Regions from separate parts of the Mus musculus genome. Here region 2 is linked to region 1. Evidence: chromatin loops called from intact Hi-C (ENCODE). Cell type or tissue: heart. All regions are shown on one strand.

Region 1 (2,500 bases):
CTGGTAAATATTTACCCATTTGATTATCACAGTAACCCAGTCTGTAGGCAGGACTGTAATCTCCACTTGACAGATAAGGAAACTGAGGCAAAAGCTAAGTCATACACTCAAGGACACACTGCAGATAAATCATTTCACGTAGTTGAGTTTAGCCTAAAGCCACGGAACCACACCTAAAGTCACAGGGCAAGAAAAGTAAGTTCCATTTCTCTACCCAGAGATAGGAGGGAAGAGAAACACTATAAATCAATGGGTTTCACAATCTACAACTTCCTTTTCTTTCTAAGGAAAAGTAAAATGCTTTGCCACCCTCCCCCACCATTTATTTCTTTGATCCAGAAATGTCCAATAGAAAGGCAGAAGATTGTACTGTATCTGACCAAGGCACATTAGGGTCAAGCTTTGGGTTTCTACCTTAAATTGGAAAGATCAGCAGAAATCTAACCAAGTTGCCTTCTCCCTCTCCCTCTCCCTCTCCCTCTCCCTCTCCCTCCTCTCCCTCTCCCTCTCCCTCTCCCTCTCCGTCAAATCATTCACTGAACACACACAGCACTGGCACCCTGTGATGCCCCTGGCTCACCTCTGTGAGTGAGAATTCAGTCTTGCAGAGGATGGTAAATACTTGGAACGCCTAGGACTCAGCATGGCAAGAGATCAAGGCAGCAATATGTCCCTAGGCCTCCAACCCAGCCTGGTGAATTTATGCCCAAGGCAGGCAGGCCTCCAAGGTCAGCTGGAATTGCTTGTCCTGATTTGGTGAGGGGCACAGAGAGGTGGGAGGGTATCCCAGTTCAGAGAGAACAGCTTTGCCTTGATGAAGGTCACATAGCCTGGGCTGGTTCAATTCAAGGTTTCTCAAACTAAACTCTGTTGGTGTTTGACATTGGATACTCAGTTCTGGAGGCCATCTGGAGTGCCATGCCATGACAGAAACATCCCAGGCCTCCACCACTAGATGCCAGCAGTGACCTCTTGTTGTGACAAAAAAAAAAAAAAAAAAGAAGTCAGCACTCTACAGACCCAAAGATCAAAAGAACCCTTCTGCTGAGAACTGCTGACTTATTATAATAACTCCAGAACTGATAAAGATCTGTTTAGACCAAAAACCTCTGGACTAAACCTACTATTCACCTAAAATTCCCAGACATTTTAGGATCAGCCATGAAATGACACCTCACATTGGCTCCAAGTTGGAGTGAGGGGGACAAAGTCGTTTGTAAAGGGATCTTCAGGAATATCTATCTCTTGGGGAGCTGCACATACCTCATCCTGGGTCCTTTCAAGGATCTACCACAAATAGCCTAAAAGAAAAAATGTGCTAGTTAACAACAAGGCCCTAGGTGATAAAAGGACAGCTGAGAAAAATAAAAATTTTAAATCTTCTGCCCAACAAATGTAGATAGAAACTGGAATGACTTCCCTCCCCCACGCTTCCATTCCTGTCATCTTTAACATATGCTAGCATCCAGTTACTGAAGCATTGAAGACAGGAAGCTGGATAGTGCATAAGACTCGGGAGTGCATGACTGGAGCCATGAAGGGACTGAGAGAAGAGGCATTCTGCGCAGACATGTTCCCTTCATGCTGCCTATCGTGTGTGTAACCCAGTCTGTTCTATTATCATTCTGGGCATCTTCAGCACCTCACTTCCCTAGGACAAGAACCCTAAGGTAGTGACTGATGCTTAGCCACACCAGTACCCTCACCAGCCCTCTGGAATGTCTGTGCCATTGGTGGTCTTTAGATTAGATCTAGGGATGAGTCAAGAGTAGAGTAGATCCAAGGATGAGTCAAGAATTAGTTTAGTCCCAGAGGGAGTGTCCATCATTGTGCTGGGAAACCATGTGTTAACGGACCCTTTCTTTCAACAACCAGATCCATTTCAAACTCAGAAAATTTTCCAGATGGGAAAGAGAAAGCATTGCAGACAGCTTGTTCTAGGCGTTGTCCAGAGAGGTATAATTGTCATCTGGGATGGGCAAAGTTCCAACCTGACCGTGATCCTGAATTATTCCTTCTCCTTGAGTGGAGATAAAAGCTGTGGGCAGAATAGGTATGACTCCTGTGACAGTGTTCTATATGGCACAGGGATTTATGTAGATAGACTAAGGTCCTTAGTTCATGTGAAGGGGGATCACTCTTAGTGGGTGTGGTGGTTTGAATATACTTGGCCCAGGGAATAGCACTATTAGGAGGTGGGGCCTTGTTGGAGTAGATGTGGCCTTGTTGGAGTAAGTGTGGCCTTGTTGGAGGAGGTGTGCCACTGTAGGGATGGGCAATAAGACCCTCCTCCTAACCACATGGGAGGCAGTCAGTCTTCTAGCAGCCTTCAGATGAAGATGTAGAACTCTCAGCTCCTCCTGCATCATGCCTGCCTGGATGCTGCCATATTCCATCCTTGATGATAATGGACTGAACCTCTAAACCTGTAAGCCAGCCCCAATTAAATGTTGTCCTTATAAGAGTCACCTTGGTTGTGGTGTCTTCACAGCAATGAAAC
Region 2 (2,500 bases), 82 kb after region 1:
TACAAGGCAGATTACCAGTCTCAGCAGAGCAATGAGCAAAGGCCTGTGCTCCAGCCATGCAGTGGACCCACTAAGATCTGGTATCTGTTAGGCTGAAGGGGCTGAGAGGAGGAATATAGTAACTATAAACCAGTAACTACTGTAAATAAAGGACTGATCGGCAATCTGAAACCTGTGAACCTGAGACAGACACGAAGGTGCAAAGGTTGACCGAGAAAAATAGAAAACAGACAAGGAAGGTGGCTGGATGGAGAACATGGGTAGCCAGGTAATAGACGATATGCAGATAGATAGTAGATTAATTGCTTATTTGATAGATGCTGTAGAGATGACTCGTAGATTATAGATAGTAGATAAAAATTAGGAAAACGGCAGGCGATTGTTAACTGGTTGATAAATGATTGGTAAATTATACACACACACACAGAGGGTGGAGGGAGGGAGGGAGGGAGAGGGAGAGGGAGAGGGGGAGGGAGAAGGAGAGGGAGAGGGGGAGGGGGAGAGAGAGAGAGAGAGAGAGAGAGAGAGAGAGAGAGAGAGAGAGAGAGAGAGAGAGAGAATATGAATGAATTTCAAAAAAGAATTTTAAAAAGCTCCTTAAGTTTAGACCAGATCACACAGAGCACAGGATAATGGGGGTGGGGGGCGGTTTGGGAAAAACACTGGTGTGGCTCCCACAGCCTTGGGGGTGCATGGGGAAGAGTACTGGTCTGCCTTCTATAATTTTGCACCTCCTTCCTCCCCTGGCTCCCCAGCTGAGCCTTCCCCCACCTCCCAGGCTCCAGTCTCCTCTTCTAGAGTCTCTGTCATTTTTTGAGATGGTGCTAACAGCCCTTTTTACCTAACTCTGTATCTCAAGAGTAGCAATGAATTTCCACAGGCGGCGGGACTATTCCGGACTCTTCCCCTCAACTGTGCGCTGTTTACTTCCTCTGCGCTTCCCCTTCCTGCCTCCTGCTTGGATCACTACAGCCTTGGTGGGGGTGGGTTGACCCTTCTCTCCAGTGCCTTTTGCCAATGAGCTCCCTCCAGGGGCTGGATTCCTAGCGAAGGCTGTGGTGGTAGCAACGGGGCTTCATTCTTAAAAATTCTTGGCCATGTAGCCTGTCCTGGGCATCCTGCCAGATGGCCAGGGATTTGAAGGTAAATGCCACACCCAGTGCTCTAAAGGAATCCTCAGGGACCAGGCTGGCTGGGTGCTCTCCGTTCTACCTGTGAACAGCACGTGTCTGTTCCTCTTTCTTTCAGGCCATAGCAGAGCCCCATGGTAGCCAGGTGGGAGAAGGGGAGCGAGGACGCGCCACTTACCCTGCAGAAGATTCCTGACCTACAGAGTGAGTGACCAGGTAGTAAAGGGCTTGGAGGGCAGAGGGCTATAGACTGGGGGCAGGGGTTGGAGGATAGAGGAGATGGCTGCCCTGCAACCTTCCCTTAGCTCTTGTTTCCCCCTCAGAGAGATCCTGAGCCATGCACTTGCAGGAGGCCACAAGTCCCAAGCCCTGATTGCTTGGATCCCAAAGCCAGGTGCTCAGGCTTGCAGCCAGAGCTTACCAGAAACAGGAAGGCACACGGTTCACCCCAAGCCAGTTCAACCCCCCCCCCCCCCCAGCAAGAATGAGGGAGAGACAGAGGGAGAAACAGAAGCCCCAGGAACAAGGCCACAGTCCCCAGAATCTGGAAAGCGCTGTACAGAAGGAAGCACCTCTTCGGTGTGCAGGACACTCACGTTTCACTTGTCCTGGAAAAACTTAAGCCCTTGTTTTGGATTCAGTGGGCTGAGTGGCATGCCTGTTCCCCAGAGCTCTCCTTCCTCTGTCTTTCTCCTTAAGCACAGCCGGTCGCTTGCACACTTGCAGGTAAGCTGTGCTTGCCTGTGGCAGAGCTCCTGCCACAGCCTGCCTCTGCATTCAGCATGGTAGGCCCTTTCCAAGCCTCAGCAGGGTTACTTTCTCCCTCATTATAAACTAAAGAGTATGGTCTGGGGCACAAGAAGGAACTTCCAAGCTTCCTGCAATGTCCCTGGCTCTAAGGAATAGATCCTAGGAAGTGTAAAGTAGGCTTCAAGAAGTTGAAGCTCTAAGTAACTTACACTCTTCCTTTCAATGAAAACAAAACATGTCTTTTCAAGAAAAAAAAATTTCAAAAAGACCATTTCAAGGGGTGTTCACAATGAAACAGGAAGATTTAATGGCCTGTGGCACCATTTTACATCCTGAGCAGGTGCTGGCCTTCAATGGGGACTCTTGTTTCCATGAAGAGATTTGCCTGCATTCATTCTAAAATGAATTTTATTGCCAAAATGCCCCTCTACCAGAACGATTAGTGCCTGAATCATAAGATAATGCATACCCATTTATTGCTTTTCAAAGGGGAGATTCCCCCCCCCCCGATTCTTAGAATGCCAATGAGGTAGGGGAAAACCATGCCAGTCAGGTAGAGTTCCCCTGTAATCGCCAACGTTATCTTTTCCGAGGAATGTCGGAGTCATCAGTTTCCGTCA

Evidence for each region. A loop is a pair of places that touch in the nucleus more often than their neighbours do. Peaks named below come from ENCODE experiments on the same cell type or tissue, not always from the same donor. Only the 100,000 strongest peaks of a DNase experiment are listed, where the experiment ranks them.
Region 2: it touches region 1 in a loop (2.2-fold over the local background); 2 of 42 quality-filtered maps call a loop at or near these places.

The regions. Positions count from the first base shown.
Region 1 is chr16:95,208,419-95,210,918 of GRCm38, forward strand. All of the region lies in intron 3 of Gm31641 (predicted gene, 31641), which reads right to left. Among named protein-coding and RNA genes, the nearest start is that of Gm31754, 31 kb to the right of the region's middle. In heart, a CTCF peak has its summit at 940 (motif pointing right); no DNase peak of the experiment used is centred here.
Region 2 is chr16:95,290,563-95,293,062 of GRCm38, forward strand. Kcnj15 (potassium inwardly-rectifying channel, subfamily J, member 15) reads left to right here. Exons shown (of 4, transcript NM_001271691.1): 3 at 1,249-1,346. Among named protein-coding and RNA genes, the nearest start is that of Gm31641, 32 kb to the left of the region's middle. In heart, no CTCF peak of the experiment used is centred here; a DNase peak (open chromatin) is centred at 1,029; H3K27ac peaks cover 1,269 bases.